2 separate regions of the Homo sapiens genome follow, and region 1 is linked to region 2. The links are chromatin loops, found by intact Hi-C in ENCODE. Cell type or tissue: endothelial cell of umbilical vein. All regions are shown on one strand. Each heading gives the region's core, and the rest is flanking DNA. Links, peaks and the distances in the headings are about the cores only.

Region 1 (10,827 bases), core at 3,115-8,114, 91 kb after region 2:
CATTGTGCTCCTTCACACATTGAAAGGGGAAAAGAAAGTGAAGCTGTGCTGTCCTATGAGACAGCCTGAGACGGGCTACTGGCCTGAACCCTGTCTTTTGAGATGTTAAATGTTATCATATCTAAATCTAAATATCAGATAAATCTTCCCTGATCGCTGCTTTCAAAAAGGCATGACAGGAAGCAACATAAAACTGTTTGGTGGCACACATCGCATCATCAGCTCAACTCCCACTTTTTGGCTAATGAACACCTATCCACGTGGTTGTGGCAGCAATATCAGCACTTCTCCTTTATCACTGCACCCCTTTGTCACTCTTGATATGTCTTGTGTTAGGTACCTGGCACCTGCCAGACCAATCAGACTTCTGAGAATTTGCAATTGGAATTGACAACTTCCATTTTCAGTCTACTAGGTCAGCTGTTCAAAGGAGATTTATATTCAGGGAGTACAGGAAGTCAACTTTTTCATATGGGCAAAGATGTTGACCCACAAGAAGATCTACAAACAAAGCACATGGGCAGAAAGAGAGAAAAGATTCTTGTGTGCACCACAGTATCTCAGCTCCATTTTCACTTCTTAAGGCCCATCTCTCTCCTATACTTTCAGACTATTGAGATACCTTATAATATAAATTATTATAGCTTTATAACAAATCCAATCCTTTGTTTAAGAAAGTTCTCAGTCCTTGAAAGCGAAATAGTTCTAAAGTATTCATATATATGTATACATATAATATATATGTATATATATAGTATATATATAATTAGTCATTCTGACCTAAGGGAAGTTAAGTTGCATCACAAAAAGAGAAAGTGAAAAAAGTCCCCCTATTTGAGATGCACAAGTAGTGCTAGGTAGTGTGTAATATACTCTTTGCTCTTTCTCTGTATCCAAAAATCTATAGTAAAATTAACCAAGATAACAAATTTGTGAGTAGAGTTTTAAATTGTTGCAACCTCTAAGAAGCTGTGAATTTACATGTCTGTGTGGGAAGCAAGAAAACTAAAACTGTCTGTGCAGAAATAAGAGGCAGAAGAAGCCATAACATCTACCTACAAATAAAAGACACACATCAAGGAAGCATTTAGCCTTCCATGAATTGCACAGAATTGGAGAGTGTTGACAAATTTCACAGATATTTAAGGGCTGGGAAAGGATATGGAGCCCTTCATGTAGCTGACATGGGTGTAGAATTCCTTTCTAATTTTGGTGAGGAGATTTATTAGTTTTATTCAAAAGAACATTACCAGTGCATGGGGTTTCCAAGGAGCTCTCCTGGCCTCTCCTTGAATTCCTTACCTAATACCACTACAGACCTCTGTGTAGGGGCAGATTTGACTTTCCTTCTGGAACACAGCTAAAGATAAAATCTAAAGACAGAGATCTTGTAAATTTGTTTGAGTTCTTTGTAGATTCTGGGTATTAGCCCTTTGTCAGATGAGTACTTGCAAAACTTTTCTCCCATTCTGTAGGTTGCCTGTTCACTCTGATGGTAGTTTCTTTTGCTGTGCAGAAGCTCTTTAGTTTAATTAGATCCCATTTGTCAATTTTGGCTTTTGTTGCCATTGTTTCTGGAGTTTTAGACATGAAATCCTTGCCCATGCGTATGTCCTGAATGGTATTGCCTAGGTTTTCTTCTAGGGTTTTTATGGTTTTAGGTCTAACATTTAAATCTTTAATCCATCTTGAATTAATTTTTGTATAAGGTGTAAGGAAGGGATCCAGTTTCAGCTTTCTACATATGGCTAGCCAGTTTTCCCAGCACCATTTATTAAATAGGGAATCCTTTCCCCATTGCTTGTTTTTGTCAGGTTTGTCAAAGATCAGATGGTTGTAGATGTGTGGTATTATTTCTGAGGGCTCTGTTCTGTTCCATTGGTGTACATCTCTGTTTTGGTAAAAGTACCATGCTGTTTTGGTTACTGTAGCCTTGTAGTATAGTTTGAAGTCAGGTAGCATGAAGCCTCCAGCTTTGTTCTTTTGGCTTAGGATTGTCTTGGCAATGCGGGCTCTTTTTTGGTTCCATATGAACTTTAAAGTAGTTTCTTCCAATTCTGTGAAGAAAGTCATTGGTAGCTTGATGGGGATGGCATTGAATCTATAAATTACCTTGGGCAGTATGGTCATTTTCACGATATTGATTCTTCCTACCCATGAGCATGGAATGTTTTTCCATTTGTTTGTGTCCTCTTTTATTTCGTTGAGCATTGGTTTGTAGTTCTGCTTGAAGAGGTCCTTCACATCCCTTGTAAGTTGGATTCCTGGGTATTTTATTCTCTTTGAAGCAGTTGTGAATGGGAGTTCACTCATGATTTGGCTCTCTGTCTGTTATTGGTGTATAGGAATGCTTGTGATTTTTGCACATTGATTTTGTATCCTGAGACTTTGCTGAAGTTGCTTATCAGCTTAAGGAGCTTTTGGGCTGAGACCATGGGGTTTTCTAAATATACAATCATGTCATCTGCAAACAGGGACAATTTGACTTCCTCTTTTCCTAATTGAATATCCTTTATTTCTTTCTCCTGCCTGATTGCCCTGGCCAGAACTTTTTACAAATTTATAAGAAAAAATTTTTTCACAAATTTACAAGAAAAAAACAGACACTTCTCAAAAGAAGACATTTATGCAGCCAACAGACACATGAAAAAATGCTCATCATCACTGGCCATCAGAGAAATGCAAATCAAAACCACAGTGAGATACTATCTCACACCAGTTAGAATGGCCATCATTAAAAAGTCAGGAAACAACAGGTGCTGGAGAGGATGTAGAGAAATAGGAACACTTTTACACTGTTGGTGGGACTGTAAACCAGTTCAACCACTGTGGAAGTCAGTGTGGCCATTCCTCAAGGATCTAGAACTAGAAATACCATTTGACCCAGCCATCCCATTACTGGGTATATACCCAAAGGATTATAAATCATGCTGCTATAAAGACACATGCACACGTATGTTTATTGCAGCACTATTCACAATAGCAAAGACTTGGAACCAATCCAAATGTCCATCAATGATAGACTGGATTAAGAAAATGTGGCACATATACACCATGGAATACTATGCAGCCATAAAAAAGGATGAGCTCATGTCCTTCTTAGGGACATGGATGAAGCTGGAAGCCATCATTTTCAGCAAACTATCTCAAGGACAAAAAACCAAACACTGCCTGTTCTCACTCATAGGTGGGAATTGAACAATGAGAACACTTGGACACAGAAAAGGGAACATCACACACCGGGGCCTGTCGTGGGGTGGGGGGAGGGGCAGGGATAGCATTAGGAGATATACCTAATGTAAATGACAAGTTAATTGGTGCAGCACACCAACGTGGCACATGAATACATATGTAACAAACCTGCACGTTGTGCACATGTACCCTAGAACTTAAAGTATAATAATTAAAAAAAAAGACAGAGATCTGCTGATTAGAGATTGTAAAGACAACACTTCTCCAATCAGACAGCTCTTAGCTTCTGGCTTCTAGCTCTGTCCTGCAATTGTTTCTAAACCACTTCTTATTCTTGTAAACAAGATGGCTATAGTTTCCCATTACTGGCTCATCTAGGCCTATAGAAACCAAAGGACATATTGTTCCTTCTTGGTTAAAAGTTACATAGAAAATTTACTAGAAGTTAGATGGCATTATTTACAGGGGTTGGCTAACAGGCAAGTTCATTTGCATAAATCTGATCAGGAGAGTCTGAATCTCTTTGTGCTCCTTCACACCTTCCCCTGGTGCTGGAAACCAAAGCTGGTTTCCCTAGTAACCAGCACCTATTATGTGTGAGAGAACTGTGACTGTGAGTTTTGAGCGTTTGTGTGTGTATTTGGGTAATTACTGCTGACTGAGGTTTTCAGTACAGCATGAACTTCTTTTGTGCCAGAAACAGAAACTATTTTTTTTTTCCAGAGACAGGGCCTCACTCTGTCACCAAAGCTGGACTGCAGTAGCATGATCATAGCTCGATGCAGCCTCGAACTCTTGGGTTCAAGCAATCGTTCCACCCCAGCCTTCCAATTAGCTAGAACTACAGGTGTGCACCACTATGCCTGGCTGATTTTCTTTTTTTAATTTTTTGTAGAGTTAGGTCTCACTATGCCCAGGCTAGTCTCAAACTCCTGGCCTCAAGAAGTCCTCCTGCCTTGGCCTGTCAAAGCTCTGGGAAGAAACTATTAAAGTTCATTTTGAAATGTCATTGATTGACTCTCTTGACATTGGGCTGCATATGAGTGCTTTCTATGGGGCACACGACCTGGAGGAAAGGAGGGAAGAATGAAAATAGTGTGGTGAACTTGTGAATTCATATTCCACTAGCACAGAGCTATTAAGAAATCTTCCCCAGTGATCCTATTGTAAACTCTGGCTACACTTCTATGTATAATCCATATGCACCACACCTCACAAGCCTTTGGCTACATCACATTTGTGTGTTAGGCCTAAATTATGATAGCTTTAGCCCAAACAGATCAGAATACCAGAAAGGGTCCCCAGCTGTCTCAAGCATTCCAAAGAGGACTTCCACAAACATGCTCAGCAGATATTCATCACCTTCTTCCTCTCCAGCCTCTCCACCCACCAACTCTGCTCTCTCTTCTGCTGATGGATTTCATGGGCTTACTGCTCTCTTGGGACCATTGTCTTAAGTGGGTTATAGAAAATATATACATATTTAATATTTGCTTTAAAATATACTTATTGAGCTCTCAATGTATGTAAGATATAAACATGGTGACAAAAAGCAAATTAAAATTAAGATGGTGAGAGAAAAAAGGAATAGCCAGGTCTAACACATCAGGTAAGTTGTCCACTTTTCCTGCTCTGGCCCTGGCTTGGTGCTAGTTATAACTCAGGTTCAAGTTACTAAGGATGGAGAAAAAAATCTGGAGGAGTCCAAAGTAGACAGAGAAAGACATACCCCCAGACCATCACTTTAACTACACACAAACATATAAACTTACACACACAAACTCACACACTCACAAACACAAACACAAAACTCACACACACACACACACACACACACACAAATGGTTAGAAGGCATCCGAATCTGCTCTCCCTGGCTCTGGAACTCTTTGGAGCTGCCAGGTGTCTACCACAGGGATTGGATTATTTATATTCATTAAGCTCAATGTCAATCTTTTTCCATGGGCAGTGCTGATTCCATGGCCTTCTCCACAGTCTACGGCAAAGGAAAAACTCCTTAGAATAACTTGTACACACAACAGAAGCATTCTACTTGTACATTCTTCTTGTACATACAAAAGAAGCATTCACTCCAAGCTCAGGGAAGAGAAACTCAGTCTCCTGCCTTTCTGGGGCCCCAGAATGTCTCTTAAGTGCCCTTCCAACTAGTGCTTGGTAAATGAGACACTGGGCTGAGGAAACCACTGACCACAGGCCACGTCTTCCCTCTGCAAGCTTCTAGATTCAGTTGCCAGGATGGGCTCCTGGACTGTGCCTATTCTACTGGACACTGATTAAAAGTCATCTCTGTGCCCTTTCATTTCAGGCAGCTGGGGAGGGGATGGCAGTGAGCAGCCAAGAAGCGGTCTCTCTCCACCCTGGGAACCAAGCCATTGAGCTAAGTTCTGAAAACCGGTATGTTGGAGTTATCTTTATCAAGAAACTTCAAAAAGTTCATGAAATAGCTGAAGGAGGAAGATTAATGAAGAGAGTCATAAAAGAATATTCTATGGACAACAGATAATGCTTTTTAATGAGTTTTTCCTAAATAGAAGTGTTTCCTATATAGAGGTATTTGCGCCCTCTACTGCCTTCAGCTGCTACTTCTCAGCAAATTATCCCCTGAATATAAAGTCTTAGATACTAGCACACAGATCTTTTGAGTTTTTTAAAAAGGAGATTCATCAGTATATATGGATGGAAGGAAAGGCAGAGAGAATGGCATTCCTAGTCTCCTCTGGAGCAGGAATGCATACTATATTCCCCACATACAGCCAAAGGTCACTGTGCCCAGAAAATGTAGGAAGTTTCTTAATGAACTATATTAAAGCTATAAAAGCTGCAGCTCAAGAAACTGCTATGTGCTACCGAAGGCAAGTGCTGCTTCCATCAGGTGTGTGGGGGAACCCCCAGCATCTGACACTGCAGGCTTTTATGTAGAGCTGGGTGGTCTGATATGAAGCCACTATGCAGCTATTTCAATTTATATTTAAATTAATTAAAATAAAATCTAAAACTCAGTTCTTCAGATGCACTAGTTACACTTGCAGTGCTCAATAGTAATATATAGCTAGCGGTGGCACAGATTTAGAATGTTTTCTTTTTTTGTTTGTTTTGTTTTTTTTTTTCTGAGACAGGATCTGTCTCTGTTGCCCAGGCTGGAGTGCTGCAACACAGTCATGGCTTACTGCAGCCTCAAACACCTGGGCTCAAGCAATCCTGCCGCCTCAGCCTTCCAACTAACTAGGACTACAGGCTCACACCACCACATCGGGCTAAGTTTTTTTTTTAATTTTATTTTTTGTAGAGACAGGGTCTCTCCATGTTGCCCAGGCTGGTCTCAAACTCCCAGACTCAAGTGATCTTCCCAATTGGCCTTGGAAAGTGCTGGGATTACAGGTGTGAGCCACCCAACCCACCCTAGAACATTTTTAACATTGCAGAAAGTCCTTTTGGAACTAATGTAGGGTTTTTCAGTCTAAGCACTATTGCCATTTGGGGCCAGATAACTCTTTGCTGTGAGGGGTTGTTCTGTACATTATAGGATGTTTAGCATCAGCAATGACCTCTGGATGTCAGTAGCACCCACATCTCCAGATGTGATCATCCAAAGTGTCTCCAGGGGCCAAGTGTGGTGGCTCATGCCTGTAATCCAGCACTTTGGGAGGCTGAGGCAGGCAGGTCACCTGAGGTCAGGAGTTCAAGACTAGCCTGGCCAACATGGAAAACCCTATCTCTACTGAAAAAGTACAAAAATTAGCTGGGCATGCTGGTGGGCACCTGTACTCCCAGCTACTCGGGAGGCTGAGACAGAAGAATTGCTTGAACCCAGGAGGCAGAGACTGCAGGGAGCCGAGATCGCACCACTGCACTCCAGCCTGGGTGACAGAGTGAGACTCTGTCTCAAAAAAACAAACAAACAAACAAAAAATTTTCTCCAAGTATTGCCAGATGCCCCCAGGGGCAAAATTGCCCCCATTTGAGAACTGTTCATTTAAAGCAGTAATCAGCCCAAGTAGGCACTGGCCAGATCCCACCAAAAGGAGATATCACAGAACTCATACAGACAGCCTGGATAAGTTGGTGGGTAAGAGTATCTAATGAAAGACCAGCCACTCCTACATCATGTGCCACTGCCACTTCATGATCTTAATGCATATGGCTTAAGACATATGGGTTAACAAGGCTAAGCTTGTGGCCTGCTTACAGATGGAGAATCTTGATAATTCCATGACTCTCCATTTTAGTTCACATCAGAACTATAACTCTTTATTTGCCTTAGGGCTGGAGATCAATAACATGATCCAAAATGTCTTCTATGAGCCTCACAAAGTAGTATTTCTTTTCTCTGTGCTTACACAGCATCTAAACTGTACATGTTTTAGTACAATAAAATCAAATATGTTCTAATCTGTCTCTGTCTCCCACGAGACAGCAAACCACTAGTGATGGAGGGGAAGAAGAGGCATCTCCATCGTTTTACCAACTGGTGTTCTCAGAATGCCAGGCATAACACAGGTAAGCATTACTGGTTTGCTGAACGTTTGAACTGATGAGAAGCCCCTGACAATGAATGCTGCTTTGGAGGCTTGTGAGTACTACTTGTAAAGATCGCCTACCATCTGACCAGTTATTTTTACCATTGGAACCTTAAACATCCTTGGAATTCTCAGAGCTATAGGAATAACATGGGTGTTGATCTATGTTCTTTTTAGCCCATCTAATTTAAGATTCTAAATTTTGGTTGCATGAATACTATGCAGCCAAAGGACAAGATCGTGTCCTTTGCAGCAACATGGATGGAGCTGGAGGCCATTATCCTAAGTCAACTAACATGGAAACAGAAAACAAGATACTGCATGTTCTCACTCACCAGTGGGAGCTAAACACTGAGTACATGTGGACACAAAGAAGGGAACAACACAAATATGGGACCTACTTGAGGGTAGAGAGTAGGAGGAAGCCCCTCATAGAGGCCCCTATCACAGAAAACTTCCCGTCTCCGGTGTACTAATTTGGTAGTCAGCTGGCAGTTTCACCGTTGCACATTCTGTCTTATCTGCTTTTGCAGGATTACCATGACTTGAGATACAAGAACAGGTTTATGGTCCTAGACCAAAGCCTTTCCCCTAGTGTGTGCAGCCAGCATCATTGCACACTGCAAGAGTAGCCACAGGGACCCTTTGGGGTCAGACCTGCTCACAGACTAGACAGTCTTGGAAGTATTCTTCCAGTGGGGGAGACAACAGGATTATGATTTTGCCAAACACTTCAGGTTAAAGACCAAAAGTTAACTGAGGAAGTTTTTCATGAACCTCAGGAAGAGATAAACATCCAATTCTCTGTTATTTCAAAGCAACCAATGTGTACTGTTTTTATTAAAAGCAAATTAAGCGCTTATCAATCTGTCTCCTGCTACATGACAGGTCACTTGAGAAGAGGAAACATGCCCTATGTGTCCCAACAGAGTACCTGGCCTGTACCTAATGATAATTCATAGCTTGCTGATTATAGAAATGGACAAGGAGCTTAGAGCAATGAAGTCTGCCTTGGCCATGCTAACAATATGTTTGGATCGCAGGTTCCTTAAACCTCTGTGGGTTTCCCAGAACCATGGGAATGGCATTGAACTTCTTTTTTCAGCTCAATGTATAATCCTAAATTTCAATTGCATCTAGAAAACATCTTCACCTCTTCTCATTTCCTTTATAGACATGGACTTTTCAAGTCCCAAGATACTTCAGACAGTCTAAAAACAACTTGCTTTCCGGGAACCTGAGGACTTTTCCAATAGACATTATAGGATCTATGAAATATCTTGAGTCTAGTTCAGTGATGTAAATGCTTCCTACAATTTATATAGACAATTCCAGGTGAATGAATATTTGACATGTAAAACAATGAAAGCACAGAAATTCAGTTAGAATTGGAACACGTGGGGCCGGACGCGGTGGCTCACGCCTGTAATCCCAGCACTTTGGGAGGCAGAGGCGGGCGGATCATGAGGTCAGGAGATCGAGACCATCCTGGCTAACACAGTGAAACCCCGTCTCTACTAAAAATACAAAAAACATTTGCCGGGCGTGGTGGTGGGTGCCTGTAATCCCAGCTACTCGGGAGGCTGAGGCAGGAGAATGGCGTGAACCCGGGAGGCAGAGCTTACAGTGAGCCAAGATTGCACCACTGCACTCCAGCCTGGGCGACAGAGCGAGACTCCCTCTCAAAAAAAAAAAAAAAAAAAAAAAACTGGAACACGTGGGAGTCAGCCAGAAAAGTAAATCAGAGTAGCCCAAAGATAGCCATCAAGACCCCTGAGGTGGTATGAAGATTACCAGGACTTTCAGAGCAGAGAAGTTCCTAGTAGCTGAGTATTTTCTCTGTGGACATGATTGGTGCAAGTTTGCAAACATGAGTAGTCTCAAAAGCAAACATCAGACACTCTCTGTAGAGGTCAGTGCACTTTGACCTACATCCTTTCTGGTATTGCATGGATTATTAAGGTGCACAAGGGGAAACCAAAGCATAGAAAAATAAAGTTCTAGACTCAGAGCCTCATAGAAAATAGGTATTTATTAGGAATTAGTCTCTGATCCAAAGCATTTGGACCTGAAAGGGATCCAGGGATCATTTGGAAAAGTATCTGTGAAACTTTAATGTACCAACAAATCATCTGGACATGTTAAAAGGCAAGTTCTCATTCAGGAGATCTGTAGAGGGGCCTGATATTCTGCATTTCTGGGCTTTTAGTAGTTGAGGATGCCACTGTAACAGACCATATCCTGAGTAGCAAAAATCTAGTCTAGTGGTTTTAAACCATGCACAAAAAAATCACTTTGGGATTACTTTTTTCAGAAAACTTACTGATAATACTCATGCCTGGGCTTCACTTCCAGAGATTCTGATTGATTGGGCTGGAGATTGGCTCAGGCATCTGCATTTTTAAAAGACTTCCAAGGAATTTTACAACCTTGCAGCCCAAGGTTGTAAACCACTGTTCAAGGCCAACCTTTTTCTATACCTGATGAGGAAACTCAGTGTTTAAGTGAAATCAAGTTCACTCTGCTAGTTCGTCGAACACAGAGCTGGTTCTGGAATGTTGATAGTGGTTAAGTTTTATTTCTCCAATGCTTAAGTTTCATTTCTACAAGTAGGCATCCTGCCCATTAGAAATGAGTTTCCCTCTCTAGTTTCCATTGTTTTTTTCCTATTTGTAGACACAGACACACACACACTCTCTCTCTCTCTCTCTTACACAATGTGTTGGCTGTTTCCTTATTGTTGCTCTGTCCTGTGTGGTTCATGGCTGTATTTATCCAAGGACACACTGGGCCAGATCCTGAATACCTAATCAGTTGAGCCAGAGCCTCACAGAACCAGGACTGCTGCCAAATTCAGTGACCACATGACAAACACTCACTCTGTTTCTCTGACACGCTGTTACTAGCAATAATTTTATGCATGAAAATTCCAAAGTCATACTACTCTCAGTGTAAGCAGCTCTCCTAATGTTCATTTCAGTATTTGCTTATGTTTCTATCCCTTTTAGAGTTGATTCAGGGCTAGTGCCTTACAGAAGATATTTGTATCTGAAAACACAATTGGCCTCCTAGAAGCTTCCCATCTGATACAGAACTGGA
Region 2 (10,827 bases), core at 3,632-8,631:
ATCCAGGTATTAAGCGTAGTACCCATTAGTTATTTTTCCTGATCCTCTCCCTCCTCCCACCCCCTGCCCTCCAGTAAGCTCCAATGTGCATTGTTCCCCTCTATGTGTCCATGTGTTCTCATCATTTAGCTCCCTCTTATAAGTGAGAACATGCGGTATTTGGTTTTCTGTTCCTGTGTTAGTTTGCTAAGGATAATGGCCTCCAGCTCCATCCTTGTCCCTGCAAAAGACATGATCACATTCCTTTTTATTGCTGCGTAGTATTCCATAGTGTATGTGTACAACATTTTCTTTATCTAATCTATCATAGGGGCATTTAGGTTGATTCCATGTCTTTTCTATTGTGAATAGTGCTGCAATGAACATATACGTGCATGTGTCTTTATAATAGAATGATTTATACTCCTCTGGGTACATACCCGGTAATGGGATTGTTGGGTTGAATGGTATTTCTGCCTTTAGGTCTTTGGGGAATCACCACACTGTCTTCCACAATGGCTGAACTAATTTACACTCCCACCAACAGTGTAAAAGTGTTCCTTTCTCTCTACAACCTCGCCAGCATCTATTATTTTTGGACGTTTTATTAACAGCCATTGTGACTGGCGTGAGATGATATTTCATTGTGGTTTTAATTTGCATTTCTCTAATGAACAGTAATGTTGAGCTTTTTTCACTTGATTGTTGTCTGCATGTATGTCTTCTTTTGAGAAGTGTTTGTTCATGTCCTTTGCCCACTTTTTAATGGAGTTGTTTTTTTCTTATAAATGTGTTCCTTACAGATGCTGGATATTAGACCTTTGTCAGCTGCATAGATTGCAAAAAGTTTCTCCCATTCTGTAGGTTGTCTGGTCACTCTGAAGATAGGTAAAAGAAAGAAGTTATAAACACTAGCTACAACCTTGTGCCCTGTCTTAGAAATGAAGACTAAACAGTTAACATCAGAATTCCTCTTTTGGTGGAGGGGAGGGAAGCATAAGGAATTCCTTTCTATTTTTCTCTTTGTTTTTTGTAAAAGAAATTAACTTGATACATTTTCTAGAGTCAGAGTAGAACATATTGTCCCTCATTATAGGAGGAAGATGAGAGGATGAGCTGAGTGTCCTCTGGAAAAATGGAAATGGAGTCAGAGGTAGGGGTTGCTGGATGAGCCAGAGGAAGCATTTGTGGCACTATGTGTGACTGTTTTGGGGGTACTGGGAAGTTAATATCACATCTGGATCAACACAAGTGGCATAAACACAGTGTCAATGTAGCAGGAGCTCAGGAGACCAGGAGCACTGGAACCCAATTTACCTAGGCTTCTGTAAAGCATCAACAAAGGCTCTGAGAAAACAGAGCTGATGGTTAAGAACATTTTGACACCCTGGAAAGTGTTGTGCTGAGAAAAATATTGTGAATTGGGGAGCTGTGAGGAGCCTGCTAGGGAAAGAAGAATCACAACTGACAGGACAGTACTCATAATCTAGTCAAAGGTTTTAGCCGATGTAAAGACAGATAACATGTGTGGGTATTCATTGAGATATTCCTGAGCTGTAGGTCATTTACAGCAAGAAGGCAGATTTGAAATAAAACCAGGTATTTTATTGGGCCTCATTTCTTCAAGATGCTCTGTGAACATGAAGAATTCATAGGGCCAGAGAGCAAAGGTTAACACACTACAGCTCGTGGGCTGAAACCAGTCTGCCACCTGTTTTTGTAAATAAAGTTTTATTGGAATTTGTATTGTCTATGACTGCTTTTACACTACTTTTACAGCACAGTTGAGTAGTTGATACATAGACCATACTGCCCACAAAGCCGAAGAAAATATTTACTATTTAGCTCTTAACAGAAAAAGTTTGCCACTGCCACTATAGAACAGCATTATAGACATAAGTCACATTCCTGGGATCCATGAGACACATAAAACTATAGGAACTACTGGAGTTTGTGTGCCAGTGGCCCTTGGACAAAAGTGCAGAAGCTCACTGGGGGATTTTTTGGTTATTTGAAATGATTTAACATTTCCTGTGAGATATAATTTAATTAAGTAATAATAAAGGTCTAAAGTAGAGCAAAGGATTGCTTTCTATTGTCTCTTTTAAAGAACACAGGAAACTCACCTTTTAATGTCCAAATGATAAAGAAAAACTTATATGTGGGTATCAACATTATCAATCATTTGGAGATGATTAGAGAAAAAACAGATTACCTCAATGGAGAGGAGCAGTGACGGGGTATGTGTACGGTGCCTGAGTCCAGACAGTCTTTTGTGTTGGATACAACTCTGCTCAGTTCTGAAAGGCAGCCCAGAAGTTAAAGAAAGAGACTGTTGGGTTGAACATCTGAGAAACTAGGACACATCATGTCTTTATAGTGATTTGATTAAAATATAAAGGATTTTTTTGGAAAATGCTTTTGACTGATGTCTGTCCCTTAGTATCCTGGGCTCACTGACCCTATAAACAATCCCGTTTATTGCTGCTGAAATCTAGCAGGTTGAGAGGAATTTTCCCTAATCCTTGAACAATGACAAGAGACTAGGGATAAGGATGGCCACCAGAACTCCCAGCAGGTACTGGAATTTCCGTGTCTGATGGGTGGGAGGTGACCTCTGTTGAGACAGACTTTATTGGAGTTTTCTTCCTCCTATAACACACAAAGATGCAGAATGAATTAATTTGTTGATGCTGCTGCATTATTAGAAGAGGCTTCTGGTGCTATGACTTCTGCCATCATTGCAGAAGTCAAGAATGCATTTTATTCTTTAATGTTTTCTTAAAATGAAAAGGCATTCTATCTTAAGAGACACTGCCAAAAGGCTCACATGACAGTGTCTGAGCTAGGTAAAGAAGTAGAGTTGAAACTGTCGGGGCTTTATAATAAATAATGTCTCAACTCAGCTAGGCTGAACTGTGTTTCCCAGAATTTCCTCGTGTTTTCAGTCAGGATGAGTCAGTAGACATTTTTGCATGTGATTTAGAGGGTGGAAAAGAAGCAACTATTTAGCCTTTTTATGCTTGGAACGTTCAAGCAGGTGTGTTTGTGAACCACAGAATACTATGGCCCATCTCCTGGGTTAACTCCTTGGTGTACCAGACCTGCAACTACTCCAACTTCCCCTGAATCCTCCTTCAGCATCTCTGAATCCTGGGCCAGGTGTGTAGTTAGCTCCATGATGAAGGGCTCCTGCTTCTCCTGCAGGAGGGGTTAGAGGCAGTGAGAGCTGACTTGGGTTCTAGTCCGTATTTGTGGAACTGCAGCTCGTGGTTGTGGTTCCAGCCTGTCCTTGTCCTGCCCACTGGACATTCATCCATCTTCCCATTTTTTCCACCTGCCTTATGTACTTGAAGCTTCAGTACCAGACATGAAATCAAGAGCCTTACAGAACCGGCTTGGCCAGCTCCCACAATTGCATAAGATCAAATACCCAAAAGAAACGTGTATATCCCTTCCAGTGGCTCTGCCTCTGTTGCTGGATCCTGACTAATACACAATCAGAGATATCGAGTGAAACTGGGATTAGAAAACTAGTGATCTACTTTCATTTCTGCCAATTCTGGCTCTGTCGTTTTGTGAAAATTATTTTACTTTTTTAAGCCTCAGTTTTTTTAAAGTATATGCCTTTTACCAAATGATCCTCTCAAATTTCATTCCAGCTCTAGGGCTATCAGGTGACTTGATGATTGTATGTCCAGATATACCAGATGCTTCATAAATAACTTTCTAACTGCAGTGTATGGAGATTATGTTATGATTGCATCTATTTTAATACTATCTTTGATGCTGAAGTACATAGCTTGTGTGAGAATAATGCCAGCTCAGTTCACAGTACAACCTTTCTACTCCATAGTATAATTTTGTAGAGGATGCTAAGCTTTAAAAGGTAGAGTTGTAAAAGGTAGGCTCTGGATAGGGCTGGGTCTAGATAGGTAAGGTAAGCAAGGCACTTAATGCACATTAAGAAGACACTCACTCTCACGTCTTGCAAATGTGTGGTCAGCACTTGAACTACCTGCAGAGTAAGTATCTCCTTAAATTTTATGCCCTAGGCCCTCACTCACTTCACCCTCATCCAAGTCCTGATTTCTAGAGCCAGACTGCTAGGTTTGAAGCAAAGATCTTCTACTTGCAAGTGTGATTGTAGTTACAGCCTCTGTTATTTTGTTATACCAGCCTGAGCTAAGACATTTCTCAACTTTTTCCAGAAACTCAATTAGCAGCCAGGCTCTTTAACAGCAGATAGACACAAATTCAAAAGTATCACACCACATTATGTTCCACATACAGTATTGGTTAACTATAATACACCAAGTAATGGCATTGCCCTATCTTGAGATATCTTTATGGATTAGAGGGGAACATTTTAAAATAAGAGCTGTAAAACTGTACTGTTGTAGAGCCTTAGATGATCAAATGACCTTAACCAAGTTTCTGATTAGTTTAACAGTATCGTTGGAAGAGACTTATTTTTCTGTCTACCAAACTGTAAGGCATTTGAGGGTAGGATCCATCTAATAATAATAACATATGCCAGTTATTTAATATTTAGTGGCTGCAAAGTGTTATTCTAAGTGGTTTGCATGTATAAAGTCATTTAATCCTGACAACTCCATTAGATTTTTAATTGAAAATTAGAATATCAATTAATTAATAATTACCATTATTATTCCCATTTGATAGATGAGGAAACTGCAACAGAAATACTAAATAATGGCTAGAGGAGCTAGCGAGTGGCAGGTCTGAGGTCGAACGAAGGCAGCCTAGCCCCCAGAGCCCTGTCTCGACCCTCCATCTCATTCACTGCTGAATCCCTAGTACTCACCCCAGAGCTCATCAGTTGGCTTCACTAAATGTTTATTGAATATATACCTAATGGCTGTTTTTATTAGATGAATGCCAAACCCAGTCACATAAACTTACTGTGTATTAAAAGAAGGAAGTATCCAGGAAATGGGGGTGAAAATGTCATTTAGAAACAGAGGAGGAAAGTGATGGAAGAATAAAGCCTGCATGCAGTAGGAAGGTTCGCTGGGAGTGGAGTGGCTGCAATACGAGAGGAAATAGCGTTACTGCATTTCTGCATTACTGCATTTTTACTTACAAGTGTGCGATCTTATACAAGTTATGTAATCCTTTTGAGTCTGCTTTCTCGTATTTAAAAAGCAGATAATCACAATATATATCATAAAGCTGTTTCAGAGGTTAAACACATATTTTAAGTAAAACACCTAAGAGGGTTACTGGCACATCGGTAGGGATCAATAAATGTTAGCTATCTTTAGTTTTACTTGCATTATACGCAGAACATTAGAGGCATGGAACAGTGTCTGACACATGGTTGAAATTCAATATATATTGACTGAGTGAATTAATGAATGAATAAAGATGGATCCATAAAGATAAATGGATGGCTAGATGGACAAAGTATGTTTTCTGAGTTCAGCTTCCCTAAAAAATACAGAGAATACAGAAAACAACCACTGAAAAATTATTGGCAATTATCTCTATATTGGAGGAAACAATTTAGAACAACCTCTGCTGGTCATGATTGGGTTCAGGGATATGACTGGATTGGAGGCAGTAAGGTGACTTCTTTCATTCATCTTCCAAGAAAACAAAGTACTACTATATTTGAACTTACCTGGTAACTTTTACTCTATGTTGTTGTCGTTGTTTTCAAAAATAAACAAACCCCTCCCCACTCTTTCCTTTCTCTTGTTTTCATTTGTGTTTTTTTAAGTGTTTCGTGCTCACTTACCTAAATTACAAAGGTAACTTGGAAACACAGGGGTCTACATAATACGAGGTATAAGGGATTATGTACTGCCATTGTGAGAACCCCTCATACAATCCTGCCTTTTTTCTTTAGTTTCCCTCTTTTTGATCAGATTATGCTCCTGGTGTAAATCAGGCTCAGGACCAAGAGCCCTGGTGGGACCAGCAAGAGGGACACAGCAGGAAAAAGAAGAACAATTCCTACCAAAGCATGTTACTAAGTTTCTTTCTCTCAGGAAGTAATAACAGGAATGTTTTCATTTTCTCAGTTCTAATGATTTCATACTGAAAGAGAAAAAATAAGTCACAAGACCAGTGATCTCCATGGCTGGATTGGCTCCAAGAGAAAAAATCCATGACAAGAATAGCTGGGAGTTGAGTCACTGTGCCCAGAAGTTCTGCAAACATGATTCAGGAGGTAATTCTCTCTGCTTTAGTGTAGCAGGAAGGTGTGGAGAAGGGTCCACTAACATGTATTAACAGCGTGCAGTTTGCCAGGCACCATCCCTGAGGCTTTTCTTGGTTTAGCTGATTTAATCCTTACAATAAACATCTGTGATAGGAAGCAGAGGGAAAGAGAGGTTAAGCAAGTTCCCCAGGGCCACACAACTAAAATGCTGCTCTATTTTGCTTCAGACCTGGAAGACCTGGCAATGTTATCTTAGTTTGGAATATTAACCAAAAATATAAAATTACAAAGACAGGCTCCAAATAGTTCTTTATGCTTTGGAAAAGTAAGAAGTCTCATAAAATATAATTGAATTGTGAAAAATGTAAAATCTTCAGTCTAGGTTAAAAAAAGTAATTATGGAAGAACACAAAATATATATTACTTACATATGTGTTATAGTAATATTATTTACATATGTTTATATTTTAAAATATGTAATATAAAATTACTTTTATATATAGTATAATTAAAAGAATGTACATGGTCTAAATATATTTTGATAAAAATAATATATAGTCTTCTTTCATATGCACACACACACAGAGACATATATATAATGGAAACATACAGAATGGTAACAGGTTTTTACCAACAATTGCTTGTAGCTAATGTAGAACATACTTGAGAAAATGGCTTCTGTGAAAGACCAGTTAGTACCAAAATAATCTGGCCCAGAAAAATAGCCACCATTCTTGACTACATTAATAGAAATAGAATAACCCCCAAAGGGAGATGAGAAGCATTCTAAAGTGCACTGATCATGAGTTTCTATGTGATGATTTGTGTCCATTTGGAGCTCCAGTGCTTTAAAGCTGAAATGAACCCTGGCCTTTCACCACCCTCCCTGCCCATAGTATGGTATATCCTCTTATTCCTTCCCTCTTAGCTTACTGAGAGTGTAATTTCCAACCAGTTAAGCCAAAGAGGACTATTTTCTAGAAAAGGAGAGAGAGAATGAATTAGCAGATAAATGAAGAGTGTGAGGGAGGCCTTTGGTGGTCCTAGGGTTGGAAGAGAGTTTTGGAGAAGCATTCAGGGATTTGCTTTCTACCAGGTGGCAGAATATAGGGAAAGATGGGAGTGTAAGGGGTTTGCATTTATGGAAGGATTCCAGATTTCTAAATGTATTGGCAGGAGCCAAGTTCCTGTCATGACCCTTGATTGGAGACCAGGGCTTCGAGCCAAACCACAAGGGATGATAGAGAACAATTGATAGAAAAATTCATTCATTTCCTGAGAAAGTAATAGGAAAATATAAACCCACAAACAAAAAGTGACCTTCCCATGCTCCCAGAGGGGTAACAGAATTGACAGTGGAAGGAGGGATTTTCCAGCCTAAACCTGGCCTATACACACTGTACTTAAGTAAGGAAGTGGGAAATGGTAGCCAAGTGTGAATTAAATAGCAACTCAACACCATTTTGGACAAAAAATGGGGCCAGGATTTAAGACATGGTGTGAAGCATCTGGTCAATTTCTTTGACCTGGAAATTCTAATTTCCGGAATGCATCGTATTGAAAAACCCACACAATTGTACAAAGACGGACATACAGTGATATTCACTTCAACATTGTTTGTAATAGTGATAATCTGAAAATGACTTAAATGTCCAGCAAAAATACATTAATTAAACATTAAAATATGCCTATTAAATGTTGTCCTTGAAAAAAAATAGCAAGATTATAAGTACTGACATGGAGAGATACCCAAGATTTATCATTGAATTGAAAACCACAGCTACAAAACAACATGGATGGGGAGTGATTAAAGCACATTATGATCCAAGTTTAACTTCAGACTTTTATTTTGTTTATACTGATGAATTTATAATATATAGATTTTTATTTTTATAATTAGAAAACATATGCAAAAAATTTAAGGGTATCAATGTGTAGCAAAGAAAAAAACAAAAGGAAGAATCTCCCTCCATAGTCAGGTAAAAAGTGAACGTGCTCTCAGGCAAACAGGAAAGGTTCCTTGAGACACTAGAAGGCAGGGGAGGGGTCTCCTGGGTACATTCTCCCTTCGCCTCCCACTGCCTCGCCTGGCGTTAAACACAGCTGGATTACATTTCTGCTTTCAGAAGTTTGCACTCAGAGTGACGGTCTCTCCTAGGAGGGGACCCTCAATTCTAATTTTGTGATCTGCCATCTCCAAACACTGTCCCCATTTTAAGTTGGTCCCAGCTTCACCCATTCATCTCCAGTCAGAGTTTCTCATGTTGGTTCTGCTGATTTCTGCTACTTTTGACCGTAGCCCATATTTATGTGTCGGTTGGAAGTCTGAAGTTTTCTTCACCATCTGGTTTCACTAAAGATAGAATGTGTGAGGATGTTTTATCTGATGCCTTCTTCCTCGTTATTATTCCAAAGTAGAAATTTCTGACTAAGCTGCTCCAGTGTTTTTTAATGGTATCATTTCTGAAGTTGGTTTCAATGGCCAATTTTGGAATTCATGGCTGAATATTAATTCTGTTTACCTCTTTGCATTCCAGCTATTATAATCCCAATTTACCCTAAAGAAACTCTTGCCTCAGATATTATAGGTGAAAAGTCTTAAACAAAGAAGTACAAGAAGAAAAAGCACGTTAATATATTTCCAACTATGGTCATGCCACAGAGGAAATAATAAATAACTTTGGTTTTAAAAACAGTGGCTATTTATGATTTTAAAAAGAAGGCAAATATTTGTCTGTTAAGTATTTGCAACTCTTGAGAAGGATTCCCTCCTTGACCAAACTTTAGGCAGGTTCCTTTTTAGTCAGAGCCCTCTTCTTGACTAGGCCTCAACATGGCTCTCATCCTTCTCCTTCAGAGACCAGTTTTAGCAAAGAATCCTGCTGAGCCACTTTATCAAGAATGCCCCCCCACCCTGATATACAATTAAGTACTTCTTTCCCAGGCCTTGATATCTAAGCAAGTTCTTTTTAGTAATTTTCCATCCACTCCTTCATCCGGCCTGTTGACTACAAATCCACACTTGTTGTATTCAGTGTTGAGTTTAGTCTTTCTCCCATATTGCAATAGTCTGTCTCTCTCATTGTAATAGTCTTGAAAAAAAATAAAAGTCTCTCTTGACATTTTAACAGGTGCCCACTGCAAAATTTATCTTTAACTCCACAAGGTTGCTATCAATACTCAACACTTTACAGATGTGGAAACTAAGGCTCCAATAGATCAAGTAATTATCCAAGGTCAAACCACTGGTAAGTGGTAGGAACAGATGTGAACTCAAGCACTGATATTCCAGAAACCAAACAAACACTTCGCTACTGCACTTTTTGTCTGACTTTCTCAGCTCAATAGTTTGTGAAAACATCTCAGTTTGGAACCAGTTTAGGTCATAAATGCCAGTTTTAGGGAAAGTATTAGGCAGGATGTATGATGATGGTATTTGGCAATAAGCCACACTATTGGGGTATGAAATCCAGTCCTCTGGCATGAACATCATAGGGCCAGCTACTGAGAACTATACATACTATCCCTACTTAGTGTTCCTGGCTGAGATATTCAACCCTGGCTCTTGGTTCTCCATCAGAATAAACAGTTATGGTACTATTAGAGTTTTCCCTTTAGTGTTCCATGTGCATTCACATGCAGGGTCTACACTGTTGCTGTTGATGAGGCAAGAGTTAATCAACTTTACTCTTCTCATTCCACAGAGATGGAAACCAAGGCACAGAACTACTGTGACTTTCCCAGAACCTCAGACCTAGACTGGTTTGCACCTTGAACTTGATTCCAGGATATGGATTCATGAAATGTTAGTCATCATATTTCATACTGAGAAAGGTCCTGGAAGGATCATCCAGACCAACGATTTTTATTTCTCTGAGCATAAAACTGAGACCTGTTTTATGATTTATCTAATATCACAAACAGTTGGTGACAGAAGTAGGAAATACAGCTGAGGCCAAAACTCATTCTGAACAGCAAATGAAAACAGATACTTTTGGCCGGGCATGGTGGCTCATGCGTGTAATCTCAGCACTTTGGGAGGCTGAGGCAGGCAGATTACCTGAGATTGAGAGTTTGAGACCAGCCTGACCAACATGGAGAAACCCCGTCTCTGCTAAAAATACAAAAAAATTAGCCGGGCATGGTGGTGCATGCCTATAATCCCAGCTACTCAGGAGGCTGAGGCAGGAGAATCGCTTGAACCCAGGAGGCAGAGGTTGCGGTGAGCCGAGATCGTGCCATTGCACTCCAGCCTGGGTAACAAGAGCGAAACTCCGTCTCAAAAAAATAAAAAAAAAAGAAAGAAAGAAAACAGATACTTTCATCGAATCCATTATGTGCCAGGCACTATTCTAAGAGCTTCACAACAAGCCTATGAAATAGGTGCTACCACTCTTTACAGATGAAGAACGGATGCAAGTTCACACAAGCAGTGCATTTCAGAGTTGAAATCAGAAACTATATAGTTTAGATCCAGAGACTTGCTGCACTTAAGGAACACACTGAACAAGGGAAGTTCTAGAATTGGGCAGACCTGGACTTCTGTCCTTGGGCATATCACTTAAGTTCTCTGAATCTTCTCTTACTCATCTGTTAAATGGCCATATTTCACATGAGTGTAAAATGGAGTAAATTAGGTAAGTCCTATAAAGCCCTGA

What was found. Hi-C counts contacts between places; a loop is a spot of excess contacts. Peaks named below come from ENCODE experiments on the same cell type or tissue, not always from the same donor. Only the 100,000 strongest peaks of a DNase experiment are listed, where the experiment ranks them.
Region 1: a loop joins it to region 2, with 5 times the contacts of the local background. A loop is called at or near these places in 79 of 110 quality-filtered maps.

What each region holds. Positions count from the first base shown.
Region 1 is chr10:89,363,923-89,374,749 of GRCh38, forward strand. It overlaps a transcript of LIPA not described here. Among named protein-coding and RNA genes, the nearest start is that of IFIT1B, 8.7 kb to the right of the region's middle. RefSeq lists an enhancer at 4,057-4,156. In endothelial cell of umbilical vein, for the core only: a CTCF peak has its summit at 5,779 (motif pointing left); a DNase peak (open chromatin) is centred at 5,789; H3K27me3 peaks cover 156 bases.
Region 2 is chr10:89,272,191-89,283,017 of GRCh38, forward strand. It overlaps a transcript of LIPA not described here. Among named protein-coding and RNA genes, the nearest start is that of IFIT2, 24 kb to the right of the region's middle. In endothelial cell of umbilical vein, for the core only: no CTCF peak of the experiment used is centred there; DNase peaks (open chromatin) are centred at 5,011, 6,101 and 7,461; H3K27ac peaks cover 303 bases; H3K27me3 peaks cover 489 bases.